Linked DNA regions of Homo sapiens: region 2 is linked to region 1. The links are chromatin loops, found by intact Hi-C in ENCODE. Cell type or tissue: mammary epithelial cell. All regions are shown on one strand. Each heading gives the region's core, and the rest is flanking DNA. Links, peaks and the distances in the headings are about the cores only. Region 1 has its middle 6.1 kb from the start of NTS. Region 2 has its middle 81 kb from the start of RASSF9.

What was found. Peaks named below come from ENCODE experiments on the same cell type or tissue, not always from the same donor. Only the 100,000 strongest peaks of a DNase experiment are listed, where the experiment ranks them.
Region 2: a loop joins it to region 1, with 13 times the contacts of the local background. A loop is called at or near these places in 2 of 110 quality-filtered maps.

The regions. Positions count from the first base shown.
Region 1 is chr12:85,863,632-85,872,830 of GRCh38, forward strand. No RefSeq gene overlaps it. Among named protein-coding and RNA genes, the nearest start is that of NTS, 6.1 kb to the right of the region's middle. RefSeq lists a silencer at 3,658-3,757. In mammary epithelial cell, for the core only: a CTCF peak has its summit at 3,749 (motif pointing left); a DNase peak (open chromatin) is centred at 3,720; H3K27ac peaks cover 367 bases.
Region 2 is chr12:85,751,176-85,760,374 of GRCh38, forward strand. No RefSeq gene overlaps it. Among named protein-coding and RNA genes, the nearest start is that of RASSF9, 81 kb to the right of the region's middle. In mammary epithelial cell, for the core only: a CTCF peak has its summit at 4,775; a DNase peak (open chromatin) is centred at 4,796; H3K27ac peaks cover 981 bases.

The sequences.
Region 1 (9,199 bases), core at 568-8,567:
ATAAGGGCCATGGTGGCACTGAGAAGAATGTATGTTCATTTGATTTGGAGTGGAGAGTTCTGTAAATGTCTATTAGGTCCACTTGATCCAGAGCTGAGTTCAAGTCCTAGATATCCTTGATAATTTTCTGTCTTGTTGATCTAATATTGAAAGTTAGGTGTTAAAGTCTCCCACTATTAATGTGTGGGAGTCTAAGTCTCTTTGTGGGTCTCTAAGACCTTGTTTTATGAATCTGGATGCTCTAGTATTGGGTGCATATGTATTTAGAATAGTTAGCTCTCCTTGTCGAATTGTTCCCTTTACCATTATGTAATCCCCTTCTTTGTCTTTTTTGATCTTTGTTGGTTTAAAGTCTGTTTTGTCAGAGACTAGGATTGCAACCTTGCAACCACTGCTTTTTTTTTTTTTTCCATTTGCTTGGTGAATTTTCTTCCATCCCTTTATTTTGAGCCTTCGTGTGTCTTTGCACATGAGGTGGGTCTCCTGAATACAGCACACCAATGGGTCTTGACCCTTTATCCAATTTGCCAGTCTGTGTCTTTTAATTGGGGCATTTAGCCCATTTACATTTAAGATTAGTATTGTTATGTGTGAATTCATCCTGTCATCATGATGCTATTTGGTTATTTTGCATGTTAGTTGATGCAGTTTCTTCATGGTGCCATTGGACTTTATATTTTGGTGTGTTTTTGCTGTGGCTGGTACTGATTTTTCCTTTCCACATTTAGTGCTGCTCTCAGGAGCTCTTGCGAAGCAGGCCTGGTGGTAGTGAAATCTCTCAGCATTTGCTTGTCTGAAAAGGATTTTATTTCTCCTTTGCTTATGAAGCTTAGTTTTTCTGGATATGAAATTTTGGTTGAAAATTCTTTCTTTGAGAACGTTGAATATTGGCCCCCAATCTCTTCTGGCTTGTAGAGTTTCTACCAAGACATCCACTGTTAGTCTGATAGGCTTCCTTTGTAGGTGACCTGCATTCTCTCTGCCTACCCTTAACATTTTTTCCTTCATTTCAAACTTGGAGAATCTGATGATTAGGTGTCTTGGGGTTGATCTTCTCATGAAGTATCTTAGTGGTGTTCTCTGTGTTTCTTGAATTTGCATGTTGGCCTGTCTTGGCAGATCGGGGAAGTTCTCCTGGGTATTATCCTCAAGTGTGTTTTCCTGCTTGTTTCCATGCTCCCTGCCTCCTTCAGTTACTCCAATCAATCATAGGTTCAGTCTTTTTATGAAATCCCATATTTCTTGGAGGCTTTGTTCATTCCTTTTCATTCTTCTTTCTCTGGTCTTGTCTGCATGCCTTATTTCAGCAAGGTGGACTTCAAACTCTGATATCCTTTCTTCTGCTGGGTCCGTTTGGCTATTGAAACTTGTGTATGCTTCAGGAAGTTCTCATGCTGTGTTTTTCAGCTCCATCAGGTCATTTATGTTCCTTTCTAAACTAGTTATTCTAGTTAGCATTTCCTCTAACCTTTTATCAAGGTTCTCAGCTTCTTTGCCTTGGGTTAGAACATGCTCCTTTAGCTTAGTGTAGTTTTTTATTACCCATCTTATGAAGCCTACTTTGGTCAATTTGTCCATCTCATCTTTTGTCCAGTTTTGCACCCTTGCTGGTGAGACGTCACGATCATTTGAAAGAGAAGAGGCACTCTGGCTTTTTGGGTTTTCAGCATTTTTTAGTGGATTCTTTCTCATCTTTATGAGTTTGTCTAGTTTCCATCTTTGAGGCTGCTGACACTTGGATGGGGTTTTTGTGGGGGCTTTTTTTGTTGTAGTTGATGCTGTTGTTCTTACTTTCTGTTTGCTTTTCTTTCAATGGTCAGGTCCTTCTTCTGTAGGGCTGCTGCAGTTTGCTGGGGGTTTACTTCAGGCCCTACTCATCTGGTTCATCCCCATGCCAGAGATGTCACTGAAGGAGTTGGGAGAAGAGCAAAGATGGGTGCCTGCTCCTTCTTCTGGGATCTCTGAACTTGAGGGGCATCAAGTTGATGCCAGTAGGGTTGGTCTTATATAGGGTGTCTGACAACCCCTGTTGGAGGGTCTCACCCAGTTTGGGGGCATGGGAAACAACACCAATTTAGTAAACCACTTTGTCCCTTGGTGGAAGGGGTGTGCTTCGCTGGGGGAAAACCTACTTGTTTGGGCTGCCCAGATTCCTCAGAACTACCAGGAGGAAAGGCTAAGTCTGCTGGTCCATAGAGACTGCAGCCACCCCTCCCACTAGGGGCTCAGGCCCAGGGAAATCCAGGTTCTGTCCCTGAGCCTCTGGCTGGAGTTATTGGAGTTCCTGCAGGGAAGCCCCACGCAGTGAGGAAGGATGAGTCAGGGTCAGGCCTGAAAAGGCAGTCTGGCTGCCATCTGCCACAGTCAGAGTGTCGGGCTGTGGGAGACACATCTTGGGACCAAGTGGTCCAGCCTCCCGGACTCCAGCAGGGGGAAAATGCAGTCTGGAGCTATAGAGATGAATGCTGCCCTTCCCCCACCCAGGGAGCTTAGCACGTTAGGCAGTTGTGAGTCCCAGTGCTGGCTGCTGCCCTTTCCCCAAGGAGCTCGAATGGCTTAGACAGCAGTCAGCTGCAGCTGTGGTGCTGGCAGCTTGGTAGACTTAAGCAGATTCCATCTGAGAGGCTGTTGAGAATCTGCGCAGCTCCAGAGTTGGGACGCTAGGCCCCAGTGGTGTGGGTTCATGAGTGGGATCTTCCAATCCATGGTTTGCACAGTACCATGGGAAAAGCACAGTTTCCCCAGCTGGGTAGCATGCTCACTCACCGCCTCCCTTGGCTGGGGGTAGGGGGTCCCCTGCCCCATGTGGCTCTCAGGTGGGCCACTGCACCACACTGTTCTTCCTCTCTGTGGATCATGCCAGCCTCCTAGTCAGTTCTGATGAGAGAACCTGGATACCTTGGTTGCCGGTAAAGGATTCTCACACTTATTATGGTTCTTTTAGATGGGAGTCTCCCAACGCCGCTGTTTCTAGTGGGCCACCTTGGCCTCAGCCCCACCCCTCCACCCCAGTTTGTACTTTCTTGTGGAGAAAAATCATCTGAAGCTCAGGAGCACAGAGATGATCCCCTTAAACAGAACCTAAATAGGATATGTTACCTGCCTGGTCCTTGTAGGTATTTGAGTATGGTTATCTGACATATGACCATGTCCATTCAACTTTAGGGCCAGAGAGACTTAGAAAAAAGGTGATGATGTTACATAGTAAAACAAAAGTTTATCCAAGTAGAGATTCCATGATCTAGGAGCTAAAAGATTTGTGTTTACTGGACGATAGCAACAGAATTGATTGTGCCAAAAGCAAGACATTCTGCTGAATAAAGACAAAAAATAGGCTGTCCAAAAAGAAAGCCTATTTCAAAGTGACTAATCCCTTTGATGTGTTCCAACTTGTGGGGATGCTATACAGAAACTCACAGAGAATAAATTATTTCTCAAAGTAGCTTGACCGATGTTGGAGAATCAATCCTTCCCCTGAGAAAAGAAGTGAGGTCAGACTCAGAGCAGTTAGGACCTATGTGATTAAGAGTCGGAAGGTGAAGGAAATTTGTAACCCATCTAGAATATCTGGACTTCTGTCTCTTTCTCTGAAAAATGAAAGTATGAGACTAGCTCCATACAGCCATTTTCAGTTTTACGTTTTCTGGGTCAATGAATTATGATGACATTAAAATATGGTCTAGTACTGTGAGTTCTTGCTTGATATTTCCATTCTGTACATACTAGTGCCGCCACCTAGAGTACAAAGTGGGAAATATTCTCCTTCCCAGGCACCAAGCTTTGACTCCCCTCAGGCTAAAACCCCACTTTTTCTCTGATTCTTCTATGCATACTTTCTGTCTTCTACCCAGTCACGACAACTCATTGCATTCAGAGCCCATTTAGGTTCTTCATGATCTCTGTGTTTAGAAGAAGGATTCTGAGATCAAGGGTCTGTGTTTTTGTTTAATATGTGTAATACAGCTAAGTCTGAAAAGGTGGAAAAACATGGTTAAACTGATGAATTGGAATTAAAATCACACCTAATTTTTTCACTAAATGTACATTCAAGTTAAAAGTATTAGCCTATACTTTGTTTGGCATAATATTTTATACAGCATGTTAATACAAGATTTTCTTTGACTTATTACTTGGGTCTGGTATTAATGTTACAAAGATTAGCTGTTGCTTTGGAATGAAAACATTGCAGTCCTACCCATACTCTACTTAGTAAGTCCCATTGTCCTTAGTTAAACTCTTTGTATCTCTTATTTTTTTTAACCTGCACAATAGGAATAATATCCTGTGAACTCTGCTTCACGGTATGCTATGTTACATGAAATAAAATTAACCTGGCATATAGTAGGTTTTCAATAATGAATTTGAAAAGTATTCTTTAGATTACTCCTAGATCTGTAGTAGTGGTTACAGTGGCTGTTTCTTCTAGACTCAGAATGCTCTAATGTTGACTATAGTCTTCTCTGTCTGACAGCTTGCCGGTACTTATCCTTTCTGCACAAATTGGCTCACCAAATTTGGGGCCTTCTGTAACACCGTACACCCAGTTTTCCTCAAGGACAACTTAGAAAATTCCAACTGAAATTAAATCAATATTCAAGAATCTTTGAAAGGAAGCATTTTTTCATACTATTTCATTTTGCTAGGAATTTCTCCGAAAGAGGTTTCCTGGATTTTATTATTCACAGATTGGAGAATAAAAATGTCCTTGTGAGAGGTGAGGGAGTGGTAGCTTATTCTAAAACCATCAGGGAGGGATTCTTGGAATTCGATTAATTCATTAACGCATATTGTCAATATTTACCGAATGATTACTATGAGGAGAATTATTTATGTTCTGATAATTTAGGGAAACAAGACAAGAATATCCATGCTTTTATTAACAAAAGACAAAAATAAATGAACAAATAAAGACTTGTAGAGATTGAATGGGGATAGTGGTGAAATAGGTTTTAAAATAAATGGTTGTATCAGTCAGCTATTGCCACAAAAATGGTGTATAACAAGTGACTCCAAAAGTCAATTACTTTAAAGCAAATTATTTAACTCTGTTCACATGTCTCTGAATCAGCTAGGGTAACCCTGCTTTAAGCTCGGGAATCTCTCCCTTACATTGCAGGTGTGCAAGTCAGCTGGGGCAGCTTTGCTCCATATGTCCCTCCTCATTTTGGGATCATCTGAGAAAAGAAAAGAGTTTCTCATGGCAATGGCAGAAGAGAGAAAGGGAAAGCCCTATGTGTCAAGCACAAATCAAGTCTGTCTTTTTCTTATGTCTACTAACATCCCACTGGCCAAAGCAAGTCTCATTTCCTAAGTTAAAGTCAAAGAGTGAGGAAGTATATTTCATCCACTCTGGGAGGAGTAAGGGAATGAATATTTGATGAACAGTAATCACAGTTTTCATTGCAGATCTTTAACAAAAAAGCTTAGCATGTTGCACAAAAGCCAGAAGACCAATGTGCTTGAAACATAGGAACAGAAGGGGAGAATGGTGGAATATGATGATAGAGAGGAAGACAAAACCCACTCAGGTAGCATAGGCCATCATCAGGCATGACAAGAGGAAACCTTTAGAATGTTTTAAGCAGAGAATGACAGGAATAGATTTACATTTTTAAAAACTTTTCTGGAGTTTTTGAAAGCTGAAAGGGATCAAGGTTGTAGGGAGACTACTCAAATGGTTATTATGGCAGCGCAGGAGAAAGATGGTGGTGGCTTGGACTTAGGTGGCAAAAATGACATAAGGAAAAGTAGTTAGATTTGAAATATATTTTGGAACAGACCTGCACCCCAGGGGGTTTTGCTAGCTTGGAAGTGGAGGGGAGAGAGAAACAATGTAAATGGATTCTAGTTTTTAGATCTGTGCAACTCAGTAAATCATGGTTCTAATAATTGAAATGAAAAACTCTAGAGGGGCAGAAGATTATTAGAAAGATGTTTGGAGGAATCAAAAGTTTTACTTTAGACAATAAGTCTGCCTAATGAAACTCCAAGTAGGGCTGCTAATGAGGTGATTGCATATACAATTTGAGTAGTCAGAGATACAAACTTGGAGGTTATTAGGAAATAGATAGGATTCAAAACCATAAGACTTATCAGATTCACTGGGAAAGCACAGTAAATTTAAAAAGAATCATAAACCCAAGGAGTATGAATAATATAAAACCATTACATTCCAAATTTAACATGTAATATCTTCTTGAGAAAAAGAAAAAAAGTGTTTCACTGAATTTGCTCCTGATAGACGGTAGCTCAAGTACATCTGCTCTGTTTCAGGTATTGCAGGTGCTATGGAAATTTTCTTAGACTTTGTAATATTAAAAAAGAAAAGAGAAAGTTTTCTTATAATAAGAATTTGTCTCATTTATTACATTAGATAATTACACTAATTTATAAAACTAAGAAACATGAAAGAAGAAATTTGTCAGGAACATTTTTTTCTGTAATACTTTTATTTTGGTCTTATTCAAAAGGGAGACCTATAAGGAAAACTACCTGAGCATTACACATAATGGGTGGTGATTTTGTGAGTATTTACATTTTTTCCTAGACACGAGAAGCAAGATTATAGGTGAAGTCAGCAATGGCTGCAATGTGGAGCATGGTTAGTTAAATACAGTAACTCATTAACATGTAAGTCCCAAGCAAACCGTATTTTGTAATTACGGTTTAAGTTGCAAAATATGCTTTGACTACAGAAGTCAGTCATCAATTTTTCCAGGTTAATTACCTATATGGATGCAATAACAGAGATAGGAAGAGCTGAAAGGAAATGAGCTAGGAATTTGTAAGGATTATGGGCAAAGCAAGGTTACATGCAGATTGGGAAACTGAACGTTTGTTTACATTTACCTAAATCTCCAAGGTTGGGTTATACACATCCTATGTGGGTGTATGCATGCACACATCCATCTGTATTTCTAGAAAATATACTTTAATTGAACAGAAAAATCAATTGGGTTCACAGACTTTGACATCATTATTTGTTCAGATGAATCAGAGTTACAGCTTCAAATGATAGACTCATTTATAGAAATGGAGCAAACTCACAATTTATCTAAACATTCAGCTGATGATTGTACATGATCCAAGGACAATCTTCTTGAATGATTTTTTTAAAGTTAACATTTCCAGTCAGAGAGGAAAAGGATGATGAGAGAAAAGGCTGAGAAAACTGACTATAAAAGCTCACATAAAATATGAAGATTAATGATAACAAAAGAGTGTTAAAAGGTGTGGCTGAAAGAAACATTTAAAATTAAAACATGGAAAGGGCATGTAAGAAATTAAACGTAATCAGTATTTTCATTTAATTTAGTAAGTATGTATTGATCACTTATGGATTATAAACCTTAGAAGTCAGAATGTTCTCCTTCTAGCAGTTTACAGTTTACCATAAACTGTATAAACAAACTACGGAGCATTTAACAGAAAACTAGGAAAAATAGAAGTAGACGAGACTACTTTCAGGACTCAAACTTGGAAATGTTTTTGTTGATTAAGCCATAAAATACAGGATGATCATAGGAAGGTGAAGGGGAGATTCCAGGTTGTAAAAACACAACAGGCCAAGTTTCAGGTATTTAGGTTACCAAAAGATTGGAAAATCCTGGAAGCTGTTAATGAGGTATTAAAGTCACCAGAGCTATAGGAAAAAACCATAAGGAACTGAAAAACCAACCCTTGATCAGTTGGTTCCAGAGCTTGCCCTTCTCCAAACAAAATAAGCTTACAGACCACTCTTTCTAACTGCCAATTCTTCAGGTGTCTCTGTTGATTATTTTCAGCAATTACCTAATAAAGGTCTGACATAAGTAACAGTACAAGCTTAGAAATCTACCTACTTTAGAGATGTTGTAATCAACAGGTACCTAACAGGTAACATCCACTTAAGAAGGCCAACACAGGAATATTATTAAAGGACAATGCTTAAAATCTTTATCAGATATTTTAAGAACTAGGTAACCCTTAGAAGGATCTAAGGTATGCCGGGCATGGTGGCTCACGCCTGTAATCCCAGCACTTTGGGAGGCCGAGGTGGGCGGATCATGAGGTCAAGAGATCGAGACCATCCTGGCCAACATGGTGAAACCCCGTCTCTACTAAAAATACAAGAATTAGCTGGGCCTGGTGGTGTGCCTGTAGTCCCAGCTACTCGGGGGGCTGAGGCAGGAGAGTTGCTTGAACCCAGGAGGTGGAGACTGCAGTGAGCCGAGATCACACCACTGCACTCCAGCCTGGTGACAGAGAGAAGCTCCATCTCAAAAAAAAAAAAAAAGAAAAAAGAAAAAGGATCTGGGGTAAAAAGCCTTTAAAATAAAAACAGTTCACCCATCTCCATAGCAAGGTGTCTACAATCCTGCATTAAAGGCATCATTTAGGAAGTTCGTAGGGTACTTTTTAAGTGGAAAAATACATACTTAACCTTTATCCCTACAACAAATTGTTTTATTGGTTTATGTGTAGCTTGAAGGCATTAGATTAGAGCAAGAAACAAAAAGCCTAACACATTAAAGAAAATACCAATTAGAGGTCAAAGTTTATCTACATCATAATTTTACCAAAGTTATACATCTTTTTTCCCCAAAAGAAAAGTAGCATATAGCATCTATTTGAATTTGAATTATTTGACATAACTTAATGTTTCCCCTATTCTTGAATATTTATCACATATCTCAATTTTCACATTAACAACTAATATCCATGTTATATATTTAAAATGAATTTCCATTAATTCTTCTCCCCCTTTTTTCTAATTAATTAGGGATCAATTTTGTCAACATATTGAAGAAATCATCTGAGGAAAATAAGAATCACATTTCCTTTTTACTATTAGACTGCTATCACACATTTTAAAAGATCATTCTTTGTATTTGCAATTCAAAAGCAGAGAAAACAACTAATTTAATTATCATGCAAAGTATATATAATTTTCCCGATTTGTTAATCAAAGTGGCTTTAAGAGGATTCTGTCACAAAGATGCTCTGATAGTAACAGGAAAGTAAGCACAAATCCTCACTGAGACTCTGTTAAGTGAAAACCAAGTGTTTCAAGCTTCCATTGCTCCCCCTAATGGTAGGAAAGCAGAAAACATCTAGACGTATGTATTTCACATTTGTCAACTAAATACTTTACAGAAACCTTCCTCCATGTGAGTATGTTCAATATTGTGTTTTATGTAAGTTCAGAAAACAAACTAAA
Region 2 (9,199 bases), core at 1,200-9,199, 110 kb before region 1:
CGACAATGGCTCAAATTCTGAGTCAGAGCTGCACGGTGTGCTCTCATTATTTTGTTCAACGTCAATTCACGAAACATTAGATGTGCTCGTATGTAATGTGAGTACAAAATGCAAGTACAGACACAAAAGCCAAATATAAATGGAGAGTTGGCTGATTGCAGGGTCAGAAAATATACAAGATGACTTCAGAGCATCACGTAGTGCCAGAAGGTTAGGAAGCACCCAACACAAACACAATGATGGGACTTTGTCAAAGGGACGGACAGAGGAGCTAACTGAAAGAGTTCCCAATGGTCAAAGCTAGAATAACTTTAGCAAAAACATAAGATAGAAATGGATCATAGCCCAAAGCATAAAATAAATATAATTTTATATGCATATAAATAATTTAATAAGTAAATTGGAGGGAATAGACAACTCTTCCATGTAGAAGAATTGTAAGTAATGTATGTAGATACTTTTGCTTCAAGGAGTTGGAGCATGATTGCTCACTTCTTAAGTGGAAGCTGCATATAGTGAGTTCCTTCGAAAGAGCACAGTAGGGAACAGGAAAGGAGAAAAAAGGAACTTTACTGTAGAAAATCCTGACAAACCTAACAAACACGATGTTAGCCAGGTGAGCAAGGTTGACATCAAAAGTGATAATTCATTTTTTATATTATGTACCTTTGATACAATCTGGTGAAAATGGCACCTGACCTCTGTGGCCTTCCTCCCAAGAACACATGACCATTTCTTATTATGAGAAAAAGATCAAAGAAATCTCAATTGAGGGACATTCTACAAAATACCTGACCTGTACTCTTAAAAATTGACAAGTCTATCAAAAACAAGGAAAGAACGAGCAACTGTCACAACTAAGAGAAATCATAACTACGAAACGTCATGTGATTTCCTGAATAAAACCCTGAAACAGAAAAGGATATTAGATAATAACAAAGGAAATCTAAATATAGACTTTAATATTGGTTGATTAATTGCAGCAAATTGTTTTATTAATGTACGAAATTAAGGAACAGAGAAACTGTTGTTGGATATAAGGGAAATCTGCACTACCATCTCTATTTTTCTGTAAATATAAAACTGCTACTAAGTTAAAAGTTTATTTTGAAAAATATCCTTGTCTCTTTTTGGGAGGAATTTTTAAATATCATTGCTTTCATTTCAGTGATGACCTAAAATAATAATGTGATCATATTCTGTTTCACCAAGATGACAATTTATAACAAAATTCTACCAAGTAATTTCAACTTTCAATATTTGCATTTGTGTATACGAAAAATTATCCAGAGCTGCTGAGAAGCAAATATCAGCTTAACTAATAATCAAATATTTGTGCCAAGCAAGTGATGTTAAGCAATCCACAACACATTACTGCTTTGTACTAGTTCTACCCGCTAGGATATTAAAACATTTATCTCTAATCTATTAACCTATATCTTATAAGCAAATTGACTTCGATATTCTATGTTTTTTCTAGATTTTTTCTATGTCTTAATATTCTCCACTTTGATTACTTCATAAAATATATATATTTTTTCAGGTGTCTATTTCTTCTTAGTTTTTGAGGAAAAATTCTCTTCAGAGCTGCATTCCTTTTGGATTATGATCAAGGAATATGTCTTGCTGTACCTCTTACATTTATTTTTTATTTTTGTATTTTTAACATGGGAGCAAAATCATTAACATGAAAGAGTGAAATTGTTTCATTTATGATGGTATATACTACTACTGTGTACCAACATCTTTTTTCCTTTCCCACAGCAACATTGGCACATGTACATTTCAATATTTTAATATCACCCCTCAGCTGATAGGTGCTAAGGTAATGTAAAGAGAGGTGAGAGATGCATAAATTAGTAGCTAATTTATCTATTATATAGCAAAACACAAACTCTTAAGCTAGATGTATATTAAAGTAACTGAAGTTGTTAAAAAAGAAACAAAGTCCTAGCTTTTCTTATTTTTATATTGTTAGATGAATCATAATCCATCACGTTTTGTTTTAAACAATAATGAAATTATATTACGGTAATATATAAAGTTATTGGTTTGTGATGTTTTAATTGGTATTTATATAGCATTTTCAGTTTCATGGATATTAAGAAATTCATAAGGAAAATACCTGCTTCATTTCTCATTTCTTCATACGAAATCTCATTTCTCATTCTTCATTTCTCTTCATACTCTGCTATTATTATTGAAAATAATAGCAGAAAGTGGTATTAACACATTTAATCATTAGATTTATTTCTCAAGCATTCACAATTGCTAATTTGGAAAAGACAATTGTATTATGAAGGATTTTCTCAGAGATTTTTAAATTTATCAAATTAGTATAGTGCGTTTATCTTGTGGAGAATGAAAATTAATTTTAGCCTATTGTTTATTTTTAAGAGCATTTAAAATTTTAAATTGATAAATTACATCAATTGAATTTTAATAAATATGAATCATTTTGTATTATCACAATAATAAAAGAGCTATTGTTCATTATTTTTACATGTATTAACATAATGATGCTGTCTGAAATGCTTGACTGATTTAAAGTGGTGATTTTATTCTTTACAAAATTAAAATAAAATCCCAAACTTTTAAATACTATCTGAAAAAATAATAGACCTTCCTTTAGTATGTTAGACTTTTAAGTTTGATAATTTTTAGTATGTCATAACCCTTTAAACAGGTAATTATGACTTAGAACGATTTTGTAAAAGCATTTCAATTACAGATTAGAAAATTAAAGTTTTTTGAAACCCCAAATTAAATTTTTAAAAACCCCTCATTTGCTATTGGAAAGGTTTGTAAAAGGTAAAAATTATTGAAATTTCAATATATTTATTTTGCTAAAACTTTTGTTGTATAAAAATAATCAGAACGGTATTTTTTGCCAATATTTGATGTTCCCATTTATCATGGTGGCATCAAAATTCCTTCTTTCTCATGAAATAATTTTAAACTTTTTCTTTCTTTATTTCTCACATTGATACATCAAATGGAAATATATCTTGTTTAAAACTGAAGAAGTATGGGATTTACCAGTAAAATTTGCAGTTATGTAGTTATGATAATTCTGAGATAAGGGCAAACAAGAAGTAAGGAGGAAACCTGTAAATTATTTGAACTTATTTATTTATTTATTCATTCCATGAATTTTTTAATTTTAGTTATTGATGTGTTTGGATTTGTGTCCCCACCCAAGTCTCATGTTGAATTGTAATCCCCAGTGTTGGAGAAGGGACCTGATGGGAGGTGATTGGATGATGGGGCAGATTTTCCACCTGCCATTCTCATGAAAGTGAATGAGATCTCACCAGATCTGGTTGCTTCAAAGTGTGTAACACCTCCCCCTTCATGGTCTCTTTCTCCTGCTCTGGCCATATGAAGATGTGCCTGCTTCCCCTTCACCTTCCACTATGATTATAAGTTTCCTCAGACCTTCCCAACCATGCTTCCCACACAGCCTGTGAAACCATAAGCCAATTAAAACTCTTTTATTTATAAATTACCCACTTTCAGGTATTTTTTTATAGTAGTGTGAGAAAGGACTATACAGAAAATTGATACTGAGAGTAGGGCATTGCTGTAACAATACCTGAAAATCTGAAAGCTGCTTTGGAACTGGGTAACAGGCAGAGGTTGGAATAGTTTGGAGGGCTCAGAAGAGAGGAAGACAAAGGAAAGTTTGGACAGGTCCCAGAGACCTGTCAAATGATTTTGGCCAAACTGTTGATAGTGATATGGACAGAGAAGGCAAAGATGAGGAGGTCTGAGATGGAGGCAAGGAACTTATTGAGTACTAGAGCAAAGTTTACTTTTGTTATGCATTAGCAAAAAGGTTGGAGCCATTGTGCCCTTGCCCTAGTGATCTGTGAAACTTTGAACTTTAGAGTGATGATTTAGCATATCTGGCAGAAGATATTCCTAAGCAGCAAAATGTTCAAGATGTGGCATTGCTGCTTCTAGCAGCCTATGTTCATATTTGTGAGCAAAAAAAAAGACATAAAACTGGAACTTACATTTAAATAGGGAAGCAACGTGTAAAAGTTTGGAAAATTTGCAGCCTGGCCATGTGGTAGAAAAGAAAATCCCATTTTCTGGGGAGGAATTCAAGCTGGCTGCAGAAATTTGCATAAGTAAAGAGGAGGCAAATGTTGCTAGCCAAGATAATGGAGAAAACACCTCAAAGGCATTTCAGATACCTTCCTGGCAGCCCCTCCCATCACAGGCCTGGAGGCCTAGGACAGAAGAATGGTTTTGTGGGCCAGACTCAGGGCCTTGCTGCTCTGTGCAGCCTCAGGACTTAGCACTCTGCATCAGGGCCACTCTAGCCCCACTCATGGCTAAAAGGGCCCAAAGTACAGATAGGGCCATTGCTTCAGAGGGAGAGTGCAAGCTGTAAGCCTTGGTAGCTTCAATGTTGTGTTAAGCCTGTGGGTGCACAGTGTGTAAAAATCTAGGTGGGATCCTCCACCTAGATTTCAGAAGATGTCTGGAAAAGCCCGGATGTCCATGCAGAAGTCTCCCACAGAGGCAGAGCCCTCATGGAGAACCTCTACTAGGGCCATGCAGAGGGGAAATCTGGGGTTGGAGTCCCCACTCAGAGTCCCCACTGGGGCACTGCCTGGTGGAGCTGGGAGAAGAGGGTAACCATCCTACAGACCCCAGAATTGTAGATCCACTGACAGCTTCAACTGTACACCTAGAATATCCACAGGGACTCAATACCAGCCCATGAAAGCAGCAACCAAGGCTGTACCCTGCAGAGCCACAGGGTGGAGTTTCCCAAGGCCTTGGGAGCCCAACACTTGCATCAGCATGCCCTGGATATGAGACATGGAATCAAAGAAGATGATTTCAGAGCTTTAATATTTAATGATTGCCTCACTGGGTTTTGGACTTGCATGGTACCTCTGCCCCCTTTGTTTTGAGCAATTTCTCCCATTTGAAATGGGAATATTTACCCAATGCCTATATCCTCATTGTATCTTGAAAGTATCTAACTTTTTTGTTTTTTGTTTTTTTGTTTTGTTTTGTTTTTTAGTTTTACAGGCTCATAGGTGGAAGAGATTTGCTTTGTTTCAGATGAGACTTTGGATCTTGGGCTTTTGAGTTAATGCTGGAATGAGTTATGACTTTAGGGGACTATTGGGAAGGCATGATTGTATTTTGAAGTATGAGAAGGACACGAGATTTGGGAGGGGCAAGGGGTGGAATAATGTGGTTTGGATTTGTGTCTCCACACAAATCTCATGTTGAATTGTAATCCTTAATTGGAGAGGGGCCTGGTGGGAGGTGATTGGATCATGGGGGGTGGATTTCTCCTTGCTGTTCTCATGACAGATAATAGCTAATGAGTTCTTAGCAGATCTTGTTGTTTAAAAGAGTGTAACACCTCCCACTTCACTCTCTCTCCCTCCTGCTCTGGTCATGTGAAGACATGCCTGCTTTCCCCTCACCTTCTAACATGATTGTAAGTTTCTCGAGGCCCTCCTTGTCATGCTTTCTATACAGCCTGCAGAACTGTGAGCCAATTAAACCTCTTTGTTTTATCAATTGCCCAGTTTCAGGTATTTCTTTATAGCAGTGCGAGAATGAACTAATACAGATATTATGGTAGACGCTGATGACACATGATAAAATAAAATGTGGTCTTTGATTTCTTAGAACTTTTCTAACATTTACACTGGGTATGTATAAAATATGTCTTCCTGGTTACAATGTATGTGGGAATGCACTGTGATTAGAAGGTTCCTCTGCTTTGGTAATCAAGGAGACACATAGTCAAGAATCATCTTTCTTCTGTGCCTAGGGATTGGAATTTTGATTTACTATAGACATAGAATATTCTAGGAATTTCAAAGAAACTTAGCAACAATTAAATGGTATCAAATTATTTGGTTAAGATTACACATTTATTTTCAAAGACAGAATTTTACTCTACTTTTAATAATGAAATTATATTTTCTAATGTTGTGGCATTAAAAAATTATGTGACTACATTATTGTTTATATATCCTTTATTTCCTTTTATGTCATAAAGAAAGAAAACAAACCTTTTTTTCATTATATTTATGCAATCTGAAGTTGATAGGTAATTATTTGTATGGCTTCATCTATATTTTTATCTCCTGTTTTCCCTTTGCTACATGACTTTAAATATAAAAACAAAAATAAAAACTCAAACTATTTGCTATTCTAACAGTTTAAAAAAAACTTGAACACAATGCTCCTAATGATTAATAAATGTTAATAGCAATATTTAAAGAATCTTTAAAATTAATGTGACATTTAATACACAGAGCAAATAAGTCATATTAAAAGTGTAATTTCTTTTATTTCATTAGAATCTAACAAATTGTTTATCCTAAATTACTTTTGCTTTTACCCACTCCTTAATTTCTCTTGCTTTCTTAACTTAAGAATATCTTTTTATCTTCTCTAATTCATTATCTTTATTTTATTTATTCTTAAATTTATGAATGATTTAAAACAAAACGAAGCAATATACTACGGCCTATATTTAATTAGAATTGCAGTCTAATGACCTATATGCCTCTTGCATATGTCCAAAGAAATTGGAGAATAGCTTATACCTCATTATTTCACCCTGCCCTACCTGTCATTAACGGCCACTCCTCATGTTTTCATTGCCTTGCTTCAACATGCTGCCTAACTACCCTTCTGTAGCCACCTTTGTATTCCCTGATACTTTTTTTTTTTTTTTTTTGAGATGGAGCCTTGCTCTGTCACCCAGGCTGGATTGTAGTGGCGCAATCTCGGCTCACTGCTATCTCTGCCTCCTGGGTTCAAGCAATTCTCCTGTCTCAGCCTCCAGAGTAGCTGGGATTATAGGTGTGTGCCACCTCTCCCAGCTAATTTTTGTATTTTTAGTAGAGACAGGGTTTCACCATCTTGGCCCGGCTAGTCTTGAACTCCTGACCTCGTGATCCACCCACCTTGGCCTCCCAAAGTGTTGGGATTACAGGCGTGAGCCACCGTGCCCAGCCTCCCTGATACATTTACTAAGTTTCCCAAACATTATCCACTTTTCATATTAACCACTTGATGTATTTTTCAGATACCATAAATAATATTTCTAATAATTTTCCAATCCCATCCAAAATGTGTAAGAATTATTAAGAAATTAATATCATTTTGTGCTCATTATGAGCAGCACATTTTTGAAAGCACAATCTTTTATAAAGACACTAAAGTGCATCAGATAGTTTTTCTGATAATTTTTGTATCCTTAATAAAGTGCAATTGTTCTGCAAGGATAACTACATATAGCAAAAATCCATTAAACTGCATATAGCAAAAATCCATTAAAAATTATGAAAATTTACAGACAGTAAATTTTCTGTTAAATAGAATTTATCAAATTGGTATATAAATTTTTGGAAAGAAGGCAAAGCATAAGAAATCTATCTTTTTATCCCAAAATATTTTAAACACATTCATATACCAGGAATGGTATCACACATAGCCATTTTTTATTATAAGAAAAATAATGTGCTACTTCCTTTGAGAAAACAATCTTTGTCTAGAAATTTCACCAAAAAGCTTCTTAATAGAGCTTTCTACCTTTAGTCATAGGCCGAAGTTTTAACTCCTCTTCTATTACCCTCTACTCGTCAGCTATGTGGCTTCCTATGCACTTTTATTGCACAATGCTTCGCATTCCTTAAGTAGTTTTTTATGATACGATATACTGTCTCTCAAACTAGATTAAATAATTTGATGTCATCTTATTTTTTATATAAATCTAGGTTCAATATTGATACTTGCGGGTTGAGATTTGCCGCAGCATCCTTCAATAACAATATACTTATAAAATTGTACTGAAAGAATTTTCTTTGATATTGTATTTGATAAGATCCTGAGCCAAGGACATAGAATTATGGATAAGAGCAGAGTACGTCAAGAATGATGATGATTTACAGCTTTGGTAAATAAACCCATCGTGTTTAGAGATTGGGAAGGGGCAAAGGTAGGTGAGTTGGGAAAAACACAGCAGGAACAGTGGCTGAGTGTTGTGGCTCCAGCTTATACCCCAGCACTTTGGGAGGTCAAGGCAGGAGGATTGCTTGAGGCCAGGAGTTTGAGACCAGCCTGGGAAAATATAGTGAGATCTCATCTCTACATTTTTTTTTAATTAGCTGGGCAATTGTGTGTGTGCCAGTAGCCCTAGCCACTCAGGAGGCTGAGGCAAGAACATTGCTTAAGACCAGGAGTTTGAGCTTGCAGAGAGCTATGACTGCACTCCAGTCTGGGCAATAAAGCTACGCCCTGTCTCAAAAAAGAAAAAAGAAAGAGAAAAGAAAAGGAAGAGGGGAGGGGAGGGGAGGGGAGGGGAGGAGAGGGGAGGGGAGGGGAGGAGAGGGGAGGGGAGGGGAGGAGAGGAGAGGAGAGCAGAGGAGAGGAGAGGAGAGAGGAGAGGAGAGAGGAGAGGAGAGGAGAGGAGAGGAGAGGAGAGAGGAGAGGAGGAGAGGAGAGGAGGAGGATAAAAGCCCAACAGGTTTACAGGTGAAAATAATGAGAGTGGATTTCGATTCTTAAGCTTCGGGTGCCTGAATTACTTTCAAGTGGTAATGATTAATAGGCAGTAGGAAATACAGGTATAACAAAGAAAGGGAGGGTGATGAAATAGATTTGGTAAAGCCTAATATTTCAAGCCATTAGACTGGATGTAATCCATTCGGACAATATTCAAAGAGGAGGAAGGAAAGAGAGAGAGAGAAGAGAACCAACAGAAGAAAAATGGCTCAGAAGGCTGCCTGTAAGACCAGAGTTCAGTTGTTTTAAGGACAGATTAGTAGACATAGACCAAGAGAAGGCACAACTGACGAGCTTAATCAATGGATATAAAACAAAGTAGTATGTAAATATGATTTATAATTTGTAAACAGAGTCTGAAACTCAAGAATTCTATCTAAGAACATAAGAAAAAGAAATTCACACAAGTTCTGATGGACCACTGAAGCCATTGAGCTCATTTTACAATTACTAAGGCCCTAAACTATGAGAACATTTGAACTCAAGATTCAAAAACCTTAGCTAATAAGCAAACATGGGTAGGAAATAGGAAACTCAGTCAAAAATGGGTTTAGATAATAGGATCATTAAAATACTTATTACAGAAATTGTGATTCACCTAAGAGCTCAGTTAATAAGAAACTCTAATACGAATGCAAAG